Linked DNA regions of Homo sapiens: all the other regions are linked to region 1. Evidence: chromatin loops called from intact Hi-C (ENCODE). Cell type or tissue: mammary epithelial cell. All regions are shown on one strand.

Region 1 (5,000 bases):
GTGCAATAGCAAAGACATGGAACCAACCTAAGTGTCCACCAACAGTTGATTGGATAAAGAAAATGTGGTGGCGATACACCATGGAATACTACACAGTCACAATAAAGAACAAAATAATGTCATTTGCAGCAACATGGATGCAGCTGAAGGCCATTATCCTAAGTGAACCAACACAGAAGCAGAATATCAAATAGTGCATGTTCTCACTTACAAGGGGAAGCTAAACAAATGGCACACATGGACATAAAGATGGGGCAAATAGACTCTGGGGACTCCAAAGGAGGGAGAGTGGGAGAGGAGGAAGGGGTGAAAAATTACCTACTGGGTACAATGTTCAATATTTTGGTGATGTGTACACTAGAAGCCCAGTCCTCACCATTACACATTTAATTCCCATGTAACAAACATACACATGTACTACTTGAATCTAAAATAAAAATTTTTTAAAAAGTAGGCCGGGTGCGGTGGCTCATGCCTGTAATCCCAGCCCTTTGGGAGGCCGAGGCAGGCGGATCACAAGGTCAGGAGTTTGAGACCAGCCTGACCAACATGGTGAAACCCCATCTCTATTAAAAATACAAAAATTAGCCTAGCATGGTGGCGCATGCCTGTAATCCCAGCTACTCAGGAGGCTGTGGCAGGAGAATTGCTTGAACCCGGCAGGGGGAGGTTGTAGTGAGCCAAGATTGCGGCACTGCACTCCAGTCTGGGCAACAGAGCGAGACTCTGTCTCAAAATAATAATAATAAGTACGTGAGATAATTATATTTAAATTAGCTTGACTTGGTCATTTCACAATACATACAGATATCAAAACATCATGCTGTACACCATAAATATATACAATTTTGTCAATCATACCTTAATAAACCTGAGGGTGAAGAAGCACATGTTAATGTCATAAATTGCATCTTTAATATTTTGATATCTGCATTTGAATGCATTTATGTTTTTTTCAGCCTGTGGTGTAACCATAGCTCATTGCAGCCTCCACTCCCGGGGCTCAAGCGATGGCAGGGGAGTAATCAGCCTCCCAAGTAGATGGGACCACAGGTGCACAGCAACATGACCAGCTAATTTTTAAATGTTTTGTAGAGGCAGTGGGGAGGAGTGGGATGGGATGGGGGGCTGGTCTTCCAATGTTCTTCAGACTGGCTCAAACTCCTAGCCTCAAGCAATCCTGCCACCTCAGCCTCCCAAAGTGCTGTAACTACAGGCTTACACAATTGGTTTTGATTGTAATCCTATGTATTTTATTTTGGGTATTAAAAGCATGACTCTGAAATGGGTTCACCAGTTGGCCAAAGGGGACCATGGCAAAAATAAAGTATAAGAATTTCTGAGTTAGTGCAAGTTCAGACAGGAAAAAGTGAATATCCTGGGGTATAATTACTTCTGGGATGTAAACACCTGAGTAGGATCTTTCAAATAATAACTAATCACTCCTGAGTATGTATTCCTGATTAGAATAATTCGGATGTTAACTAACCACCCCCAGAGTGTGGATTAAAACTAATTAACAATGAATTGTAAAAATTGTTTATCAGTATGAATAAACATTACCGGTTTCTCCTCCACTTCAAAGTATATACTAAATCCACCCCTTCTTCCTACCTCCACTGTCCCCAGCCTAGGCTGGTATTTCAAAAGATCATTTCATAGACAGACACAATATTTTGTTAAATAATTAATTCATGAATCCAAAATGTCATAGGTTGTAAGACTCATCATTCTTTTCTGCACCCAGAAAGAAAATTTGCTGTTAATTAAATTATGACATATTATTAATGGTAAAATTCATCCTAATTTCAGAGGTGATTAAAAGTGAAAAAGATATGCATTTTAGAATAGATGAAATAAGGTATATCACACAGCTGGTACTGAAGCATTTTGAAGCAAATTATGAACAGTATACATTGCACATATACAGTATAGCATGGTAAGGAGTTTGGATTTGATTTTCTTCACACTTAGGTAAAGTCGACATTTCCGTTCTGAAGCCTGCTGACCTGCCACAAGATGGCGAGAGCTCCAAGGAGACACAGGGAGAGGCAGCAAATGGAAGTGAAGGCCAGCACCACAGGTGAAAGATCAACAACAAAAACAATGATGGGTCTGTCTTGCGGGGCCTCCATTGGGTCTATTTCAATGTTGGTAATAATGAATAGAAAGCAAGCACTTCAGAGAAGCAGAAAGATGAACATCTGATGTTCCATTCTGCCTTGTGTATACTGGGGTATACCCTCCAGACACAGGTTCATGGGCGAGATCACTTGGTTAGTGTAGACAGCTGACAATGTAGACTCATTAGCAATCAGGCTGTCAGGGCTGTTTAACATGTTTCAGAACCTTCCTCAGCCACAGGCAGCCAGGCAAACTTGAGAAGTGGCTCATAACAAGACAAGGCTTGCCACAAAGGGTTGCTCATTCCTGCTAGGCAACCCATTTGTTTTAAGCACAGGGTATGTAATAGGAAAAATAATAGGATGTGAGCTGTGGTGTATTTCTGTGGGATGAGTGGTGAGGGAGGTGAAGTCTCTCCCAGGCCATAAAACTCAGAGTTACCAATTTGGTCCACACTGGCTCTGTGGAAAGATATAAAAAGACCTGGATTCCCTCACACATTGCTGCTGGGAATGCAAAATTGTATAGCCCATTTGGAGGGGAACTTGTTAATACATAGAGCAATCTCACTTCCTGGAATCTATTCCAAAGACATACTGGAAAAAAATGCAGAATGACATATGCCCAGTGCTATTTATTGGCATTATTTATAATATTAAAAGACTGAAAAAACCCAATATAACCACATAATGGAGTAATACACAGTTGTAAAAAGGAAAATAATTCTCATATATTCACATGGAATGATCTCTGGATGTATGAAGTGAAAAAAATCAAGGTAAAGAACAGTTTTTATCATGTATCATCTTTGTGTACAAAAAGGGAAATACACACATACATGTGTGGTTATACATATATTTGCTTATATTTTTAAATAAGAAACATTAAAAGTATGAACCACAATCTTACAAAACTGGGGGAAGGAGGGAACAGGATGAAGTAATAGGAACGGAAGCTAAATTTCTCTGGATGTATCTTGTTAACTAGTTTCATCTTTGGAAGCATAATTAAAAATAAAATTAAGTGACCAGGCACAGCGGCTCACGCCTGTAATACCAGCATTTTAGGAGACTGTGGCAGGAGGATTGTTTGAGCCCGGGAGTTTGAGGCTGCAGTGAGCCGTGATTGTGCCACTGTACTCCAGCCTGGGAGACAGAGTGACACCCTATGTAAAAAAATTATTAGAAAAAATTTTTAATAATATTAACTCAAAGGGAAAATAAGAATCAATCCCAAAAAACTAAAAACAAACTGAAACAAATGAACTTCACTGTTTATCAAGTTGGTGGCATAATCATACAAATAGAATACCTTCAAATTACTTTAAAACAATATTTTGACCGTACATCCCTAATGATATATGATCTAAGGACAAAATGAAGCACAAAGAAATCTTAAACTGCTTTCCATAGTCTTAATGTTAATAGTAATATTGGTATTGTTATTTTTAAATTATTATTGGTTTGTTTAGAATTAAGCAAATAAGTATGAAGTTAATATACTTAGAAACAAAGATTGTCAGGGTAAGAGAAAAAAGACACAAGTACAAGATAAAGAAATTGGGTAAAACCCTGTACCATTAAATTTGAATTGGAAATAGCTTTATAAACTCATTATATTTTTCACATTTAAAAATATCTTTTTCGGCCAAATGCGGTGGCTCACACCTGTAATCCCAGCACTTTGAGAGGCCAAGGCAGGTGGACCACATGAGGTCAGGAGTTCAAGACTAGCCTGGCCAACATAGTGAAACCTGTCTCTACCAAAAAATACAAAAATTAGCTGGGTATAGTAGCATATGCCTGTAGTCCTGGCTACTCGGGAGGCTGAGGCAAGAGAATCGCTTGAACCGGGGAGGTGGAGGTTGCAGTGAGCTGAAATCACATTACTGCACTCCAGCCTGGGCAAAAAAAAAAAAATCCCACAAATATATATATGTGTGTGTGTGTGTGTGTGTGTGTGTGTGTGTGTGTGTGTGTGTGTTTCCTAGTTCTTTCTACCGAAAAGCCCAGAAGCAATGACAACTCAACAGCAAAAAAAAAAAAAAAAAAAAAGACCTTTAGCACCCAGCCTTTGGTCTTTCAATACCATTTCCCACTGAAGGAGTCAGAATCCTTTGGAGAAATTGCTATCCAGGTCGGGGTCAGTAAATGTATGAGATGAGCCTAGGACATCTTGCAGCAGAAAGCAAGGAAGCTATCAAAGATTACTGGGATTCTGTCAAAAAAACAAGGAACCACTTTGGAGGGGATTCTACTGGCCAATGATAAGACAATTTGTGCATAAAAATAATGAAGGGACATCTGGTTTTGGCTCAGGCATGTTACGAGTGGCAGTGCTGTCCTTACACAAAAATTAAAAGCCGAGGTCACTAAAAATGGTGGAGTAGATAATTCCAGGGTTCTGTCCTCCATAAAGGTAACTAATAAGCTGTCAAACTGTCAGAAGCAACTTTCACAATACTTTGGAATCTAGTCAACAATTTACACTAACCAAGGGAAAGCTTAATGAATAAAGAAGCTGCTACATTGTAATAACTGAAGACTCTGGCATTTAAAATTGCCTGTCTGCTGTCCTCACTCACCAGATCAGTGGCACCTATGAAAATGGCAGCCTACATTCTTGGTGCAAGTTGCTTTTGCCAGAGGAAACAATACAGACCTCTTCTCATTGTGGATGTGTATTTTGATCTGTCTGGTGACTCCCTGAAGGAAGGGTGCAAGGGCTTGCCTTTTTTTTTTTCAACTGACTTGAAATGTTCCAAGGTCTGGGGCAGCTTACTGGGAAGATTTGCCAAAAGCATTTCACAGCAGCCTTGGCAAGAGATAGCACTTAGGACAAGCAATAGACAGACTGAAAAGAATGGGAAGGAGGAG
Region 2 (5,000 bases), 310 kb after region 1:
ATGTTAATGATTACTTAAGTGGAAGAGAAAGGCCTTAGTGGTTGGCAGGGGGATTCTGGGCTGCTGGAGATGTTCTTTTTCATGACCTGGGTGCTGGTTACATGGCTGTTTGATTCCTGGTAAACCATTGAGTTATATATTTGTGTGCTCACTTTTCAGTATGTGTTATTCTTTACAATATAAAAGGTTAAAAGGCCGGGCACAGTGGCTCACATCTGTAATCCCAGCACTTTGGGAGCCTGAGGTTGGGGGGTCACTTGAGCTCAGGCGTTTGAGACAAGCCTGGCCAACATAGTGAGACCTCGTCTCTACTAAAAATACAAAAAGTTATCCGGGTGTGTGGCACATGCATGTAATCCCAGCTACTCAGGAAGCTGAGGCACAAGAATCGCTTGAACCTGGGAGGTGGAGGTTGCAGTGGGCCAAGATCATGCCACTGCACTCCAGCATGGGTGACAGAGTGAGACTCTGTCTCCAAAAAAACAAAAACAAAAGCAAAAAAACCCAAAGCTTTGAAAAAGTACAATGCTTTGTTGTTTTCAACCCTCTGTTGCTATTCTGGTAATCGTCACTGTTTCTCAAAGATTGTCAATAGAGAATCAGTAGTTTCATCTTTAAGTTCTTTTAGGTCTTATTCAAAGTCCAGCTAGGTAAAGAGAAATTACTCTTGGTGTTCCAAAAAGGGAATTTAATAAAAAGAATTAGTTGGCCAGGCGCAGTGGCTCACGACTGTAATCCCAGCATTCTGGGAGGCCGAGGCAGGCAGATCACCTAAGATCGGGAATTCGAGACCAGCCTGACCAACATCGTGAAACCCCATCTCTACTAAAAATACAAAAACTAGCTGGGCGTGGTGGCATGCACCTGTAATTCCAGCTACTCGGGAGGCTGAGGCAGGAGAATCGCTTGAACCCGGGAGGCGGAGGTTGCAGTGAGCTGAGATTGTGCCACTGCACTCCAGCCCGGGTGACAAAGTGAGACACTGTCTCAAAAAAAAAAAAAAAAAAAGTTACTGGCTGGGCACGATGGTTTACCTGTAATCCTAGCATTTTGGGACAGAGGCAGAAGGATTGCCTAAGGCCAGGAGTTTGACACCAGACTAGGCAACATAGCAAGACCCCGTCTCTGCAAAAACATTTTTAAAAATTAGCCAGGAGTGGTGGTGCATGCCTGTAGTCCCAGCTACTCGGGAGGCTGAGGTGGGAGGATAGCTTGAGCCCAGGGGTTTGAGGCTGCAGTGAGCTGTGATCATGCCATTGCACTCCAGCCTGGGTGACAGAGGGAGACCCAAACTCTTAAAATAATTGGTTACATATTGGGTACAATGTATACTGCTTGGGTGACGGGTGCACTGAAATCCCAGAATTCACCATTAAATAACTCATCCATGTAACCAAAAACTATTGAAATAAAATTAGTTACAGAGATTTCGGATACATGGCATAGTAAAAGGGAGTGGGACAAAAGGAAGAAGAGTGATACCCAAAAATCAGAAACTAATAGTCCTGAGGTAGAGCCCACAAGCTTGTAACTTTTGTTGCACTGTTAGAGACATTATCACAATCAGTCTAGATCTACCCAAGTATTACCACCTTGATTAGGGCTGAAAATACTATTGCTATCACTACAACTCCTGCCAGCAACTGACACCCATTAGAGCCAAAAGCACTAAAAAGTTATAATTGGTAAGCATCTCTAAAATTGATAATAATGGTCACTACCTCTTTGTGTTGTTGAAATTAAATGTGTTAATGTATGTGAAGTGTTTAGAATGGATGCTGACCCATAGAAGACAAAATAAATGTTAGTTACTGTTATTGTTACACGGCTAATCTTTTAAAAAGTATTTATTGAATACTTATTATTTGCCAGAAACTGCGCTAGATGCCTAGGGTTGTCATGAGAATGAATTCAGAGAATGCATGTAGAGCAATCAGCACAGTACCCCCGTATGGAAATAAGCAGAAGCCAAGAGATATATTGAGTAGAGAATGCACCCTGCTGGTTGGTAGGGGTAAGGAAGGGGAAAAGATCATTTTTTTAAAAAGTCAGACATGAGTCAGTGGCATGATCTTGGCTTACTGCAACCTCTGCCTCCCAGGTTCAAGTGATTCTCTTGACTCAGCCTCCTGAGTGACTGGGATTACAGGTGCCCACCACCATGCCCAGCTAATTTTATTTATTTATTTATTTATTTATTTATTTTTAGTAGAGATGGGGTTTCACCGTGTTGGCCAGGCTGATCTTGAACTCCTGGTCTCAAGCAATTCCCCCACCTCAGCTTCCCAAAGTGCTAGAATTACAGTCGTGAACCCCTGTGCCCAGCCTCCCATTACATTTCTTTTCTTTTCTTTTTTGAGACAGAGCCTTGCTTTGTCACCCAGGCTGGAGTGCAGTAGCTCAATCTCGGCACACTGCACCCTCCATCTTCCAGGTTCAAGCGATCCTCCTGCCTCAGCCTCCCGAGTAGCTGGGCCTACAGGCGCATACCAACACGCCCAGCTGATTTTTGTATTTTTAGTAGAAATGTGGTCTCACCATATTGGCCAGGCTGGTCTCGAACTCCTGACCTCAAGTGATCCGCCTGCCTCGGCCTCCTAAAGTGCTGGGATTACAGGTGTGAGCCACCGTGCCTAGCCCTCCCATTGCATTTCTAATGTCATAAGTAAATCAAGAATGGAGGAGGAAGAATATGATATCCTCAGGGAAAGATATTTTAGCTAGTGATACTGTTGTAAACCCTGGCAAGAAACCCCTCACTAGCCTCACAGAGCAAAGCTTACATCAGAGAAAAATCCATCGCCAACAATCTGTCACGTGGTACCTCTTCTTAGTTCTATTTTCTCATTATGTCTTAATAGATCTTATCTCTAAAAAAATACTAATTCCAATACAAATGTTAGGATCAGTCCTAACACTTGAATATTCATTCAGCAACTATTTATTGATCTTATACTATGTGTATTAGTGTGCTCAGGCTGCCATAACAAAATACCACAGACTGGGTGGCTTAAACAACAAAATTTATTTCCACACAGTTCTGGAGGCTGGAAAGTCCAAAATCAGGGTGCTGGCCAATTTTGTTCCTAGTGAAGTCTATTTTCCTGGCTTTTCCAGAGAGCTAGGTTTTTTTTAAGCAACATACTACTATTTCTTAGTGTTTTTCAAACCTGCCACCTTTTAGTACCCACTACCACTACCCTAGATGTGGTTCTGATTTCTTATCTAGACCCGTGCTAGAGCCTCCTAAATAGTCTCCTTATCTCTGCCAATCAAACGTCCATACTCCTGCCAGAGTTCTCTGTAAACGTGAATTGGATTGTGTTTCATCTGCTTAGAACGCCTCATTGCCTAAAAAAGAAAGTTTAATTCCCTTAACATGGCATTCAATGTGCTTCACAAATCTGCCCCACTCTACCTTGTTCCGGTTTCTTTGGCATCACTCTCACTGCTCTGATGGCCTTCCCTGTAGCCCCACTAGACTATTAACTTTCCTGAACTTGAATATGAGAACAATGCACTTGCATACCTCTGCACACTTGCTCATGCTGTTTGCTCAGCCTGGAATGCTCTTCTCTGCCTAGTGACTGGCAGATATCAGCCCCTCTTGCAAGTCTCACAGACGCTATCCCCTTTTGAGGTCAGAATTAATTTCTCAGTTCCTGCGCTATCAGGCTGAGGTTTTCCAAGAGCAGGAAACAGTGATAAAAAGCAGTAGTAATAGTAATAGCAGTAGCTGCAAGCTTTCAGTAAGAGGATATCTTTTGGCTAGCTTGGACAGAAGAAAAGACTAGACAACGTGGGTGCTTGGTTCATCTCTGTGGGAGTCAGGAAGTATAATCAGATTCACATGGGTGAAAGAGGCTGTCTTTTTGCTTTCAAGATGAACTACACCTAACCCATCCCACACTATCAAAGGAGAACTCTTTGAGCATGTCTTGCAGAAAAGAAAAATAATCATAGAAAAGTACTTGCCTCTGCCTCATACCTCCCCCTCACTGTGAGCCTTCTTACCCTAAGTGGGAGGTGTGTGGAACTCTGAGGAATCTGGAGAGTGTACCGATACATGGGTTCATAGCTTGTTGATGCTTAGGGTTCATTCTGCTCAGTCTGCCATTGTCCTGCTTCTCTCACAATTAGATTGTTCACAAATGGTTGTTCACCAGCCCACTGTTTCTGAGGTTCAGCCCATTGAGAGCAGCAAACAAAAACAAAACCTTCAAATGGCAAAGGGATTTGAGAGAAAACAGCAGAGCTGATACAGGAATGGCTGATGGTGTTAACCCACTGTGTATATGTCCTTGGGATCCCTGGAAGGACCAGAAATATTTCAGTGGGTTAGTTACTGTTTAAAGACAATGGAATACCAGTCCAACGAGAGACCAGTGCAGCAAAGAATATAAACAGAGAATTTTATACAGTTCTGGCTGCAATCCTATAACAAACAGAAGTACTCACACATGGTTTTATGTCAGTTTGTGAATTGAGTTCAAGAGGCCCTAAATCTAAGTGCTGTATGTAAAATAAAAGCAATTAGTGCAGCTGTTACATTGTATTCTCCAATCTGGAATTAAGTTATGGGCAGAAACTACAGAATATTTTTCCCACTTCAATTTAATCACAGTTTGGAAGCTTATTTGTTGCTTCTTTTGTATCCCTTACAATGTTTGGCACTGCTGTGCACAGAATAGACACTAAATAAACATGAAAGCCAGGAATGAGGTTAAAGATCCCTGCTTGATAGTCATTAGTATAGTCAAAACAGAGTCTCACTGTCACTTCCCACCCTCCCTACATTGCTTTTGAGCCTTGCCCCAGCAGGAGACCCCCAAGACCCTCAAGGTAGTCCTAAATTAATCCTCTCAATAGGCTCATCAGTAGGCTTTTCTCTCTGACATCATTTCCTTTTTTTTTTTTTTTTTTGAGACAAAGTCTTGTTCTGTCACCCAGGCTGGGGTGCAGTGGCATGATCTCGGCTCACTGCAACCTCCACCCCCACC
Region 3 (5,000 bases), 98 kb after region 1:
CAACAACCCTTGGGGGTAAGCACTATACCTGACTGCATTTCACAGATGAGGAAACTAAGGGGCAGAAAAGTCAAATTTGCCCAAGGTCCCACTGCCTACAAAAAGCAGAGCAGGATGTTCTCACTCACATGTGGGAGCTTACAAAAAAAGTGGATCTCATGAAGATAGAGAATAGACTGGCAGTTTCCAGAGGACAGGAAAGTGCGGGGCGGTGGGGGTTGGGGCGGGAGATGAAGAGAGGCTGATTAATGGATACATATATACAGTTTGACAGATTGGTAGGGTGACTATAATCATCTATTGTATACTTCAAAATAGCTTGAAGAGAATAACTCAAATGTTCTAGCATAAAGGCAAATATTAAAGGTGATGGATATCCCAATTACACTGATTTGATCTTCATAAATTAGATGATGTATTATCATACATACCCACAAAATGTGTACATATATATCAATTTAGAAATTAAATTGAATTTTAAAATTTGGGGGTGAGGAAAAAAAAAAGCAGAGCAGGGAATTCAATCCCGATCTTTCTGACTCTAGAGCTACTTAAAGCCAGAAAGAAAGAGAAAGCTTTATTTAAGAAAAAATGCTGGCCGGGTGCAGTGGCTCATGCCTAGCACCTTGGGAGGCCAAGGCAGGTGGATCACTTGAGGTCAGGAGTTCAAGACTAGCCTGGCCAATATAGTGAAACCCCATCTCTACTAAAAATACAAAAATTAGCCGGGCATGGTGGCACGAGCCTGTAACACCAGCTACTTGGGAGGCTGCGGTCGGAGAATCGCTTGAACCCCAGAGGTGGAGGTTGCAGTGAGCCGAGATTGCACCACTGCACTCCAGCCTGGGCAACAGAGTAAGATTCGGTCTCAAAAAAAAAATGTTGAAGTATATCCATGCCCGTGTCAGGAGAATTAAGTTAATATCAATAAGCACACCAATAGTGGTAGCACACATTGTTGATTCAGCACTTCCATTTTGCCAGGTGCTGGGCTAAGTGCTTTATATATATAATTACCTTTCATCTTCAAAACCCTCTGAAGTTGATTCTACCACCACCATCTTACAGAGGCAGAAAATGATGTTCAGAGAGGTTAAATAATTTTTCCCTGGGGACCCTGGGACAGGAGGTGGCAGAAATGGTTTTCAAACTAAGGTCCTACTCCATAACCCTTGCTCTACCCTATACCATCTCACCAAGCAGTATAAATGAACTAACTCATAACTGCTTCTGAGGGATAGAAACTTTGTACAGAAAGATCCCTCTTACAACCCCATCTGGAAGGTCTGACACTGTAGATGGTTGCATCATTTGCTCTTATCTTCAAGGAAACCATCCCAAGCACCTTATAGGTCTTTGATAGGATTCTGACTGAGGCACAGCTTAGAATTATGAAGCTGAAAGGAACCTTACAGAGCCTCTGGTCCAACCCCTGTTGTTATAAAAATGAGGAACTTGAGGTGCAGAGAGGTTAAGTGGCTTGCCCAAGATGGTACAGCTGATGGCTGGCAGAGCTGCTCCTAAAAATCCAGATCTCATGTGCCCAAGCCAGTGCTCTACTCTGTTCAAAAATACTGTATCCTCCCTGGGTCTTCTTTGGCCTTTCAGCCCATCTACCTTCCTCCAATTTGCCTGATAAATATCGCTGGAGAATTCTGCTGACAATCATTCTCACCTGGGGATGCAACAAATCTCTCTCCTGAATAAGAGTTTTATGAGGCAGGAGACTACGAATCAACAAACCGTAAGAAAATTGGATCATGCACATTTTATAACATGTGTGTTTATGAGGCAGGCATACTTTCTCAGCCAATAGAGAAGAGAAAGTGGATGGGAAAAAGGGATGGGATTGTACCCTATGAAGGTGAGCTGGGTGAAGAATCTAAGTTGAACAACATCTAACACAACTGAATTTCAGTATATTGGCATACTTCCTTTTGTGCAATGTAGGTGTTCCTGGGTGTCAACCAAATTTTCCTACATAGAATCTATCAATCACAAAAAGTTATTTAGATACCCTCCTCCCAATACAATCAGTGTACCCTTAGTCATGTAAAGAAAAAAAATCTCTTTTTGAGTGAATCTTAATTGTGTTGCTACAGGCTGTTAATATACTTTCCAAACCTCTTACCAAGCTGGGTGACCAGGCAATTTCCCCCAGTGAAGGCAGGAATAACAGTGCCTACCTCAAAGGCCTGCTGTAAAGTTTAAAAGGGATGATACACACAAAAATGTTTAGAATAGTGCCTGGCACACCCTAAGTAGGATATTAAATATTAGCTACTATTATGTTGATTTAGGGAAGGAGCTCGGTGAGATCATTAGAAAGCTATAGTCCCCCTTCTGGGATAGGTATCCACTTTTCTGTAGAAAACAACCCAAAGAGAGATGTCTTAGACTGTCAAGTACAAAGTGAATAGAGAATCTAGGGTAATTACAACCAACGCCTCCCATATTTTTCTCTTTCAGAATCCTAAATCTGCCAAAGAGGTTTTACAAATCTCTTTCTCAGTGGGGCAGCCCAGGGACCAAGAAATGGATAGTTTCTTGAGCCTGGAGGGCAAATTTTCTTAAAGGCAAGTGGTTGCCTTGGGGTTTCTTTTCTTTAGTTGTCAATGTCTTGGTCACTCTCCAAGATGTTTAGAATGTAGCTCCCGTCAGAGGCACTTGCAGCTTATGAATGACCCTGGCCTATCATTCACTCATATGGCTCTGGGTATGTTTCTATCTTATCTTTCAGGGACAGACCTGGGCTTTCTGACTAGAGAATTCACTATGAATAGGTAGAGAGGTCCTTCTGCTCTGAATGGTTTTCAATTCCTGCACTCCAGTCCTCACTTGTCATTCATGTGTTAGGTCTACCTGCCAGTAGCACTCTGTCAGCAGGGTTGTTAAGCAATCTATGACCTCTGTAGGAAATGAGTCATATAGTTAGCACGCAGCAAAGGTTAAGAAAGAACAGTGATAATTCAGGGTTGGAGCATGGAAACCAGTAGTAGCTAAACTAGTTATAAATCCCCCAGAGATTCAAGTGTTGGGTGTTTGGGCCATACCAGTTGTGTTTTTATTTTTGTTTTAGTGGCAGGGTCTTGCTCTATCACCCAGATTGTAGCGCAGTGCCACAGTCATAGCTTGCTGCAACCTCGAACTCCTGGGCTTAAGCAATCCTCCCACCTTGGCATCCCAAAGTGCTGAGACTACAGGTGTGAGCCACTGTGCCCAGCCCCAGTTGTGTTTTGAATATTGTTCTTTCCTCTCAATAACATCTTCAAATCACTTATTTTCAAGGCAGTTGCTACTGGCAAGATGTAATAAGTGCACTCAACACAACATCACTCTTCTCAGGAGAATCCTGCCAACTAGTATTCTTAACCATAAGATGGCTATGACTGACTTAAGGGTCAAGCCTGGACTCACTGCTTTGTTACTCAACCCTGTAAACCCTTTATTGGAAGACCAAAACTTAAATTTCTGACATGAAAGTGTATAGAGAATGAGAACTGTCACCCAACTTTCCAATACTGAAACCATCCCCTCATCCCGCTGTATTTTTATAGCTGCAACTAAAAGAACTATAGCCATGGCACCCCTGATCTGTACCTTATTCCTTCAGCTGTAATAAAATGTTCTCCCACTCCCCTTGCCTTTTTTCTCATGTCAAGCTCTGGAGGAAACAATTGTTATCCCAGGAAGGAGAAGGTGGCAGATGCTTTCTGCTATTGGCACATAGATAATATCAGCTCAGGGGGAATGTACTTCCACCCCTGTGCCCAGTAAGTGCCAGGATCTGGTCCAGGGAGGCTGAGGTGGCTCTGCTGTTGGGTGGTGGGAGAGCAATGTTAACAAAGCACTCAGGCTGTGCTGTGCACTGATGACTCAGGAATCCCACGCGATCCCACGCTCATGCTAGTCGCCACATCCAGGAACTAAAATAGACCTCTGGTGCTATGAGACAGCAGGCCTTTAGATCTGCTCAGAAAAATAAGCCCGGTCCTAACAACTGGCATGCTATTCAATACAATGGAATGTTACACAGCCATTAAAGATGGCAATTATGTGCACTGTGTGGGTGGAAACCAGAATGTGAAATAATGTTAAGTGAAAACAGCAGAATAGGAAAGAGCAGATATACATGCTGATCCTAACTATGTAAAGCATACATATAAGAGCACTTCTCTAAAGAACTTAAAAGAATGAAGAGTTCCACAGTTCTTTTACATTCCACACCCCCTACTCCAACACATTCTTAATATACATTTTTTTTTTTTTAGAAAATTGTCATGCTGATTACACTAGGTTACAAAGACACCTGTCTTTTAGCTAACACAGGAGTTAACTCCACTGATAATGTGGTTCAGGGACTAAAGGAGAACTGAATACTAAGGGGGCTGGTGCCCCATCATTTGGAGCAACGTGGATGGAACTAGAGGTCATTATGTTAAATGAAATAAGCCAGGCACACAAAGACAAATATCGTATGTTCTCACTCATATTTGGGTGCTAACAAAGTTATCTCATGGAGGTAGAGAATAGAATGATAGATACCAGAGGCTGGGAAGGGTGGAGCGGGGAGCGGAGAAAGAGATGTCGGTTAATGAATACAAACATACAGTTATAATAGAAGGAATAAGTTCTAATGTCCAATAGCACAGTAGGGTGACTATAGTTAACAATCATTTATTGTATATTTCAAAACAGCTAGAAGAGTTTAAACATTCCCAACAAAGAAAAAATGTTTGAGGCAACAAATATCTCAATTACCCTGATCTGATCATTACACATTGTATGCATATATCGAAACATCACATGAAAAAATATGTGCAACTATTATGTATCAACAAAAATGGCCTGGATCGTTCCTCTTCCTCCCCTCGCCCCCTTATGTTCAGGGAACTTGCTCAAACACAATTACCATTTCAGGTTTGGCACTACAGTGAGAAATTCCTTCCTAACTCCAAGCCGACCAAATAAGTCTAAGATGGGAGATTAAGAAAATTTAC
Region 4 (5,000 bases), 390 kb after region 1:
TGCATTTTTAGTAGAGACGGGGTTTCGCCATGTTGGCCAGGCTGGTCTGGAACTCCTGACCTCAAGTGATCCGCCCGCCTCAGCCTCCCAAAGAGCTGGGATTACAGGCATGAGCCATCACACCCAGCCTGTTTTATTTGAATTTTCTAACTATGAACTTATATTATCTTTTTTAAAAAATGTCAGTAAGTGTTAACTAACTGGTGAGATTATGAGCCACTTTTTGTTTTCTCCTTTATATGCTTCTCTGTATTAAAAAAAAAAACTAGCAAAATTTATTTATTTTTGGTTGTGTGTTTTTTAGGCAGATAAACTTGTGTGGAAACATTTATTTATTTATTTACTTATTTACTTATTTATTTACACATGCTCTTGGTGCAAATGGCCTCTAGATTCATCCATGGTGTCCCAAATGACAGAATTTTGTTCTTTTTAAAAGGCTGAGTAGTATAGCATTGTGTATACGTATCACATTTACACTTAGGTTGATTCCATATCTTGGCTATTGTGAATAATGCTACAATGAATATGGGAGTGCAGAGAGATATGCCTTCAACATGTTGATATCAATTCCTTCTGTGAATATATTCACAGAAGTGGGGTTGCTGGATCACATGGTTGTTCTATTTTTAGTTTTCTGAGGAACCTCCATACCATTTAAAAAAAATAATGGCTGTAGGCCAGGCACAGTAGCTCACGCCTGTAATCCCAGCACTTTGGGAGGCTGAGGTGGGTGGATCACTCGAGGTCAGGAGTTCAAGACCAGCCTGGTCAACATGGTGAAACCCCATCTCTACCAAAAATACAAAAAAATTAGCCAGGTGTGGTGGCGCATGCCTGTAGTCCCAGCTACTCGGAAGGCTGAGGCAGGAGAATTGCTTGAACCCAGGAGGTGGAGGTTCCAGTGAGCCAAGATCGCGCCACTGCACTCCAGCCTGGGTGACACAGCAAGACTCCATCTCAAAAAAAAAAAAAAAAAAAAAAGGCTGTATTAATTTACATTACCACCAATAGGGTACAAAGTTTCCCTTTTCTCCTCATCCTCATTAACAGTTGTTATTGTTCTTTTTTTTTTTTTAATAAAAGCCATTCTAACAGGTATGAGGTGATATCTCGCTGTTGTTTTAATTTGCATTCCCCTAATGATTAGTGATGCTGAGCATTTTTTCATGAACCTTTTGGCTACTTGTATGTCTTCTTTTGAGAAATATCTGTTCAGATCCTTTGCCCATTTTAAAATCAGGTTATTTGTTTTCTTGCTATTGAGTTGTTTGAGTTCCTTATATATTTGGATATTAACCACTTTATTGGATGTACAATTTGCCAATATAACAAATATTATTTAAAAGAAAAATATATGTCACTGGCCAGGCACGGTGGCTCACGCCTGTAATCCCAGCACTTTGGGAGGCCAAGGCAGGCGGATCACAAGGTCAGGAGTTTGAGACTAGCCTGACCAACATGGTGAAACCACGTCTCTACTAAAAATACAAAACTTAGCCGGGCATGGTGGCATGTGCCTGTAATCCCAGCTACTTGGGAGGCTGAGGCAGAAGAATCACTTGAACCCAGGAGGTAGAGGTTGCAGTGAACCAAGATTGCGCCACTGCACTCCAGCCTGGGCGACAGAGCGAGACTCCATCTCAAAAAAAAAAAAAAAGAAAGAAAGAAAGAAAGAAAGAAAGAAATACATGTCACCTTTATAAACAAAGAATGGCATATCCATTTGTCATTCCCTTGGATGTTCAGAAATCATAAAGTTTATATATGGGAGGCTACCAGCAGTATAAAAACCCCACAGTTGACCCCCAAGTTTCCTTAAACACACTATGATAATCACTCAACTCAAGGTGCAATATTCCTACTTCCTTTCCTCTTAAAAGAAGAGGACTTAAGCCTCTCTAAAGCATGAGTCCATCAAGTCAGAGACCATATTCTATCATTTTTCACATCCTTAGTACCAAGTACAGTGTATGGCACATAGCAATCCCTTAATAAATTATTGTTCAATGTATAGTGAATGGATATTAACTACTTACGCAATAAGTCAATTTTTAGTTTATCCTTCATCTTGACACTTTGAGAACGTGCTAGGTTCCTGACAGTACAAGCATGTTCCTAAAAAGGAGGTAAATTGAAAAATCAGAAGAACTAAACATCTACTTGGCAGCTAACAGAATAGATATATCAAAGAAAGCCCTCCCTTAAATAAAACTTTACACCTCCCAAATGTTACTAACAAGACCATGTACCATGAGATACTGTGCACTGTATAAGTCAAGTTAGGATGAAGCTGACTCTAAACTCATAATTGTCTCTTAGTAGCTACAGTTAATGCTTTCTCCTAGCTCTACAATCCTGCCTCTCACTGCTACCCTTCTGTTGTAGTTGCTAAAGAAAGGCTTACCTAGTTGCAGTTTGCTTGGTATATTAAGTAACCCTAATTAGGGAAATAGGTTTCTGAACCCCATCCTTAATATAGCTGCCTAGACTAAGTAATTGCTTGAATACAGGTATCAGTGTGGGGGAAGAGAGCCAAATACTTGTTGAGATGAGCTTTAAAAGTCTTGCATGGTGGTGAATAATGCTGGCCCTTCTCACTGCCCCTTTTGAGGTGACAGAAAGGATTTCAGAGGAGCCGTATCTTGGCTGTCCAGGGAACAGGCTGTTAGTATTGGTGGTAAGTGAATGGGTCCATCATTGTCACAGCTGTTTTGCCAGGAAATCAACCTGCATGATAGGTGGTATTGTACAGGAGGAAAAAATGCTGCCAAAAAAGTACACGCTATGATAGGACTGCTTAACAGAACATGATTCCTGGGAAACAAATGTTCTGAGTTTTTATAGCCTACCTGAAATAGAAATGTCAGAATCCAAGTAGAACTATAATTATAATTAAACTATAATTATGAAGATATTTGTTCTGAGATACAAGTTCTTACCAGAGGCAGACGCAATATAAACTGGTTCTCAACTTCATCAGGAACTTCATCCTGGCTTTCACTCATGTCTTGATTTTGAGTTCATGAAAGCAAAAAGAAAACCATCACTAAAAACTCCTCTTGCTCCCTCTCCTGACCACTTCTGGTAGTACTGGCTAAATTATACAAGATCTTGCCCATAATCCTCACTAGAATGATGTGTGTACAGTTAGACAATACCTTATTTGACATAACTTAATTATTTCTAGACGTTACCTTAGCTCCTCTCCAATATGTGTAGATTTTCCAAAGTCAATCCAAATTACATGATGTAATTTGATGAACAAATGAAATAAGAGCTGTTATGAAACATGATTTCGTCTTCTTAATCATATTCTTAGACTCTCAGGTAAAAGACTACAATTCAACAACACGTTGGTGGCTACCTAAGCAAACTAACCTCTGTAGGGAAGAATGCAAACCAAAAGCTGAAATTCGCCTAGAAACCACTTGCATAAATGTTCTGTGATGATTTGAAGTAAACAAGGGCTTGATTTTCAATATTTCACCTACATTAATGGATTAGTAGAAATTAAGCAGTCCATGGGAGACCAGGCAGTTTTTTATGACTCTAGAGCCAGCAACAACAGCTTTGAGCTACCCTGGGGAAAAGTTAGGAGTCCAGTTCTTTTTTTTTTTTTTCAAGACAGAGTCTCGCTCTGTCGCCCAGGCTGGAGTGCAGTGGTGCGATCTCGGCTCACTGCAACCTCCGCCTCCCAGGTTCAAGCCATTCTCCTGCCTCAGTCTCCCAAGTAGTTGGGACTACAGGCATGCACCACCACACCTGGCTAATTTTTGTATTTTTTAGTAGAGACAGGATTTCACCATGTCGGCTAGGCTGGTCTTAAGCTCCTGACCCCAAGTGATCCGCCCACCTCAGCCTCCCAAAGTGCTGGGATTACAGGCCTGAGCCACCGCGCCCAGCATGGAATCCAGTTCTTTTTTTTTTTTTGAGACGGAGTCTCTTTTTTTTTTCTTTTTGAGATGGAGTTTTATGGAGAACATAAAATCTGATTTGATTTATTCGTTACTACCCTTTCATTCATTACTACCCTTTATTGTGTGCATTCTGTATGCCCAGTACTACATTGAGTGCATTAGGTCTATCATTTCATATAATCCTCACAATCACCACTTACTTCGAATGCCCCCAAAAGCTATTTAAAAGAACTCCTAAGATGGATCTTTTTATTTAAAATATATATATATACCTTTGGTGAAGTGAATACTTTCTTCCAAGTTAATCTTTTTTTGACAAATTATAATCATATATAATTATGGGGTACACAATGATGTTATGATATAGTGTGAAATGACTGAATCAATCTAATGAGCACATCCATCACCTTAAATACTTATCAGTTATTCCCCCTAACTGCAACTTTCATTTTTTTTAATTTTAAAAGCCAAATTTGGAAGTGGGAGATTGTATACCAACTTTAGTGGCATTAATGTTAATAAGTTGTGATAATATCCCACTACTATTGGACCAGCCTAACTGAAATTTTCTGTTCTTTGATCAACATCTCCTCAATGCCCCTCCCGCTACTCCAGCCTGTAATAACCAACACTACTCTCTGCTTCTATGAGTTCAATTATTTTAGATTCCACATATAAGTGAGAATATGTGATTTTTGTCTTTTTCTGCCTGGCTTATTTCACTTAATATAATATCCTCCAGATTCATCCACGTTGTTGCAAATGACAGAATTTCCTTCTTTTTAAAGGCTGAATAGTATTCAGCTGGGTACACATACCACATATTTATCCATTCACTTGTTGGATACCTAGATTGATTTCATAACTTAGCTATTGTAATGCTGCAGTGAACATGTGTGTGCGGATATTTCTTTGACACACTGATCTCAAGTTTTTAGGATATACATCTAGACGTGGGATTGCTGGATCCCAAGTTTTTATTTTATTATTTTTTATTGTTTTCATTATTTGTTTTTCAATTTTATGTTCTTACAATGAACCAAGACTTTATTTCTAATCTTATTTTCCATGTATTTGGGA
Region 5 (5,000 bases), 200 kb after region 1:
TTAAAACAAGGGATGCATGCAGTCAAATTGATAGTTTAATTCTTCAAGTGATAATATAGGAAGTTTCACCTTGCCTTTGTCCAAGCCCCACCTATTAAAACCCTTTACTCACAGTTTGAAACTGAAGCAGTAAACTTGTTTCCAGACATCTTTTTCAGATTGTCTTAAGCCCAAAGTTGCCTCACTTCCACTATTCTCAGCAGCCAACCAGGATTTGGCAGCTGCTCCACTGTTACGGTTGAGGGAACAGGGATCAGTCCTGTTAGAAGTCTGTGAGCCTCAAACTCTACCTGTTCTCTGCAATCATCCAAAATTTGAAAAAGAAGCTATATCCAGTGTTTCACTGCCAAACAGATTCACTACTCTTACTGATTCTTCACTGAGCTTTGCTAGTATAAGCAGAGTTCCAAGTCTCCCCTAGGGTTGTCTCTACATTTCTTTATCATTCCAGTGGGTAGGGTTTAGCTGGGGGAAGGACATTTCATAAGGGTTAGTTGGACTGAGCAGTATGGACATTTGCTTTTTTCATTACGTACTGTTGTTTTTCCTTGTTAGGTGTGCTTTGGTGGTTTTAATATTATTGTGCCAGGGATGGGGAAATGGGGGGGGTTGTGTGGGAAGAGTACTTATTATTGTGTTTTCTTCAGTGTAATTGTTCTTGGTAATTGATACCTCTCTGTTTTATTTCTCTCATTCTTTCAAAATAAAACTTTTTGAAATTTGGAGGAAACTGTCTGGACAAATACTGAAAATCTGGAAAGTAAGGATCATATCAAAGGATTTAGCCTCTCTTTTTCTGAGTCTGGCTGAAGGAGGAGAGGAAAGAGAAGAGGGAGTTTAATCACTTAATATGCTAATAAGGTTGCCAACTTTCCAATTTCCTTTTTTTCTTTTTCTTATTTTTTTTTTGAGACATGGTCTTGCTCTGTTGCCCAGGCTGTAGTGCAGTGGTGGGATCACAGCTCACTGCAGCCTCAATCTACCAGGTTCAAGTGATCCTCCCACCTCAGCCTCCCGAATAGCTGGGACTACAGGCATACGCCACCATGCCCGGCTAATTTTTTATTTTTTGTAGAGACGGGATTTTGCCATGGTGCCCAGTCTGGCCTCGGACCCCTGGGCTCAAGCAGTCTGCTTGGCCCGGCCTTCCAAAGTGCTGAGATTACAGGTATGAGCCACCTCGCCTGGCCCAACTTTCCAATTTTATTTACGCTCCCCCACACTTTTGTGATGTTAGCATGCAAGACAGAAAGCCACATAATTAGGATCTCAATACAATGTCCAGGTTTTAGGAGTTTTGCTTAATTAGGTGATGCCAAGGGAAGTTAGAAAAATGATTTCGGAGAAAATTGAAGGTGTATCAAAGGTGAATCACTATCTTTCACTACATATATATATCTCTCCACAAAGTGGTACAAGTTGCACTGCCACAGACCTGTCACATTAGGCAAGATATTTCACCACTCAGGGCTCCAGTTTAATCATCTACAAAAAGAAGAATGTTGAAACCTTAAATTTCCTTCCAATTTACATTTCTTTGAGCCTATGAAACATGATTAAAAACATGAAAAATGATTCAAGAAATTTTCAACTTTATTAAAGGACAACATCTATCAGAAAAAATTGAAGAGCCTCAGTTGTCATGCATGATTAAATAAGAGTTGGTGAAACTATTCTGAAAACCATATATGATGTGGTAAAGTTATTTTTGCTGTATCCTTTCCCAACTACATAAACTTAAACTTTGATTATTCATCTCTAAGACTGCAGTCCTCCCCGCCCCCCGCCAAGTTTACCTAAAGTTTATAGGTATGTTTTGGTCTCAACAACTCAGTGAGAGTCATTAAATTTATCTTTTCTCTCTTATTCCTACTCTAATAAGAGATTAAATTAGGGACTAAGCTGAGAGCTCAGACTAAACCCTTGTGGCTGTTTTCAAGGTCAATTAACTCCTCATGGTTAGGAATAGTTACATGTTGACAGCCGGTTTATAGAAAACCTTGGAGGATATCCATACCCATTGTCGGTAAAAGGAGGGCAGACCCAGCCTTTCTTTCCTCCCACGCCCTAGGTTCACACGGGGAAAGCGACAGGCCCTTTAACTTAAGTCTCGGCCAGGGAGAAGCCACCTTTATTGTGAAATTTGCGGTTTCACATTTTCCTACAAAGTCCCGACATCTGGGGTCAGCCTAGGCAAAATAATCACTATAATTGATCATGTTAAATTCAAGAACCGAGACACGAATTGTCCCGTTATACGCAAAATGACGAATGTGAACATTCTTATATTCTTAGCACAGTGGGAACGCCAGCCAATCAGCTGACTCCAGCAGCAACGGCCCACTCGCTGCTCTCCTCACAGGCCCAGGTGGGTGGGGCAAGCCGCTCTCCGTAATTGGTTCTACGCCAGCGTCGTCGCGCGCGCCACCTCCCGCCACCGAGCCTCCCGCCACCTCTAGCCAATCAGGCTTCAGCTGAGTGCGTTGCTCCGCCCAGCCGCCCCTCTGGGTCTGCGCGGAAGCGCATGCGTGGGGTGGAGTCAGCTTCTTTGAATTCCGGAGGCGGCATTCGGTGGTCAGAGGCCTGTGCGGCTGCAGGTAGAGTGTCTTAGGTGAGGAGGTACTTTTAAGCACCGCGCGAAATGGGGGCGAAGAGAATTTTTTTACTTTTGAGGGTGGGACTATCCTGCAAGGTGTGACTGCGGTCGGGTTTTCCGTAGCCAGTTTCGCACCAGGGATCCTTGGGAAGCGCTGGGATGGTTCAACTGGGTGGGGTCAGAAGCTGCTCCCCTGCCCTTCTTTCCTAGGAACCTAGGAAATAACTCGGAACCTGTAACGTCCCACTGGTTTGGACATATTCCTCTCCTGATCTGGCCTCATCTGTTCCAGGGAGGTGGGATTGAGTAAGTGTCATTCCGACTATTCCTTTAGTTTTTCCTATTTGCAGCCAAAAACTTAGAAGTCATTTTTGGTTCCTCTTCCCTTTTCCCTACATCCAATTCTTTTATCACGGCCTACTTTGTCTAACTCCAAAACATTGCACGAATCCAATCATTTTCCACCTCTACACCCTAGGCCTAGTGCAGGCTACAGTCAAACCTCTTCTGGACTTCTGCGACAGCCTTTTATTTGGTTTCTTGCCGCTCCTTGACCTCTAACATTCTCGTCTCTGCACTGCAGCTAACATGATCGTCAAACACAAATCAGGTGGTATTGCTCCCCTCTCTAACCTTTCCCCCTTCCCCTATGTTTTCCCATGACATTTAAAATCCAAACTCCTTACTCTGGCCTGCAAATCCCAATATGAACTTAGTCCCTGGCTACGTTCTGACTTCATCGCTCATTACCTTTTACCTCTTTCATTCCACTCCCTCCAGACTGATGTTACTACTGTTTCTTTTCTTTTCTCTTTTCTTTCTTTCTTTCTGTCTCTGTCTGTCTCTCTCTCTCTCCCTCCCTCCCTTTCTTTCTTTCTTTCCTTTCTTTCTTCTTTCTTTTGACAGAGTTGGGCCAGGCGTGGTGGCTCACGCCTGTAATCCCAGCACTTTGGGAGGCTGAGGCAGGTGTGGATCACTTGAGGTCAGGAGTTCGAGACCAGCCTGGCTAACATGGTGAAACCCAGTCTCTACTAAAATACAACAAATAGCCGGGTATGGTGGTGTGCGCCTGTAATTCCACCTACTTGGGAGGCTGAGACAGGAGAATTGCTTGAACCCGGGAGGCGGAGGTTGTGGTGAGCCGAGATAGAGATTGCGCCACTGCAGTCCAGCCTGGGTGACAGAGTGAGACTGTCTCAAAAAAAAAAAAAAAGAAACAATGTCTCACTATGTTGCCCTCAGCTTCCCAAAGTGCTGGGATTATAGGTGTGACCCACCTTGCCCAGCCAAGCTGCTGTTTCTTTAACACATAAAGCTCTTTTTGCTTTAAGGTCTTAGTCTTAGCATGTCTTCCTCTTCTCTCTCCATGAAATACTCTTCCACCAGATCTTCACAGGGCTGGTTCCTTCTTGGCATTCAAATCTCAGTTTAAAGGTCACCTCAGAGAGGTTTTCTCTGAACACTTATTACAAAGTTACAATGTAGCTTCCCATCTCCACTTCATTTCTATCACATCACTGTGTATTATATTCATTATTGTTTACTTTTCTTCCTTTTTTTTTTTTTTTTTTTTAGACAAAGTCTTGCTCTGTCACCCAGGCTGGAGTGCAGTGGCGCAATCACGGCTCTCTGCAGCCTCGACCCCCGGGGCTCAAGCTATTCTCCTGCCTCACCCTCCTGAGTAGATAGGACTACAGGCACGTGCGGCTATGCCTAGCTAATTTTTTAAATCTTAAGTAGAGACATTGTCTCACTGTGTTGCCCAGACTGGTCTTGAACTCCTAGGTTGAAGGGATCTTCCAGCCTCTGCCTCCCGAAGTGCTGTATTACAGGTGTGAACTACCATGTCCAGTCTTAGTTGTATACTTATTTATTGACTCTCACCTCCCCCTTCAGTGTAAGTGTCATGAGAGCAGAGATCTTGATTGTTTTATTATTTTATCCCTGGTAACTAGACTTGTGCTTGGCAAATAGATGACATTTAGTAATTATTTATTAAGTGAATAAATGGGAATATTTGTCTCCTGAAAATGCTTAGTCTGGCCACCAGTTTGGCTTTTGAACTGTGCAGCTTTAACTTAGCACTGACAAATTTAGGAGCATAAAGATTAAAAGCAAAATCAAGGAGAAGTGGGGAAAATAGGAGTGGAGAAAGTAAGATTGAGTTATTGAGATGGATTAGTTTTTTTGTTTGTTGTTTGAGACAGGGTCTCACTGTGTCACCCAGGCTGGAGTGCAGTAGTGCAATCTCTGCTCACTGCAGCCTTCACCTCCTGGGTTCAAGTGATTCTCCTGCCTCAGCCTCCCGAGTAGCTGGGATTACAGGTGTGTGCCACCATGCCCAACTAGTTTTTGTATTTTTTAGCAGAGACGGGGTTTCCTCATATTGGCCAGGCTGGTCTCA

Evidence for each region. Peaks named below come from ENCODE experiments on the same cell type or tissue, not always from the same donor. Only the 100,000 strongest peaks of a DNase experiment are listed, where the experiment ranks them.
Region 2: it touches region 1 in a loop (33-fold over the local background); 27 of 110 quality-filtered maps call a loop at or near these places.
Region 3: a loop joins it to region 1, with 4 times the contacts of the local background. A loop is called at or near these places in 6 of 110 quality-filtered maps.
Region 4: it touches region 1 in a loop (18-fold over the local background); 32 of 110 quality-filtered maps call a loop at or near these places.
Region 5: a loop joins it to region 1, with 19 times the contacts of the local background. A loop is called at or near these places in 6 of 110 quality-filtered maps.

The regions. Positions count from the first base shown.
Region 1 is chrX:100,893,534-100,898,533 of GRCh38, forward strand. It overlaps a transcript of XKRX not described here. Among named protein-coding and RNA genes, the nearest start is that of NOX1, 22 kb to the left of the region's middle. RefSeq lists an enhancer at 1,860-2,361. In mammary epithelial cell, a CTCF peak has its summit at 2,024 (motif pointing right); a DNase peak (open chromatin) is centred at 2,388; H3K27ac peaks cover 1,458 bases.
Region 2 is chrX:101,204,684-101,209,683 of GRCh38, forward strand. No RefSeq gene overlaps it. Among named protein-coding and RNA genes, the nearest start is that of DRP2, 13 kb to the right of the region's middle. In mammary epithelial cell, a CTCF peak has its summit at 1,992; no DNase peak of the experiment used is centred here.
Region 3 is chrX:100,991,711-100,996,710 of GRCh38, forward strand. It overlaps a transcript of TRMT2B not described here. Among named protein-coding and RNA genes, the nearest start is that of ARL13A, 25 kb to the left of the region's middle. In mammary epithelial cell, no CTCF peak of the experiment used is centred here; DNase peaks (open chromatin) are centred at 2,891 and 3,971; H3K27ac peaks cover 2,147 bases.
Region 4 is chrX:101,284,536-101,289,535 of GRCh38, forward strand. TAF7L (TATA-box binding protein associated factor 7 like) reads right to left here. Exons shown (of 13, transcript NM_001168474.2): 2 at 2,943-3,010; 3 at 2,040-2,118. The coding sequence starts at 3,008. Among named protein-coding and RNA genes, the nearest start is that of TAF7L, 4.3 kb to the right of the region's middle. In mammary epithelial cell, a CTCF peak has its summit at 3,078 (motif pointing left); no DNase peak of the experiment used is centred here.
Region 5 is chrX:101,095,638-101,100,637 of GRCh38, forward strand. TMEM35A (transmembrane protein 35A) reads left to right here. Exons shown (of 2, transcript NM_021637.3): 2 at 1-730. CENPI (centromere protein I) reads left to right here and starts at 2,567. Exons shown (of 22, transcript NM_001386188.2): 1 at 2,567-2,611; 2 at 2,807-2,902. RefSeq lists an enhancer at 2,271-2,330. In mammary epithelial cell, no CTCF peak of the experiment used is centred here; a DNase peak (open chromatin) is centred at 2,434; H3K4me3 peaks cover 1,116 bases; H3K27ac peaks cover 1,423 bases.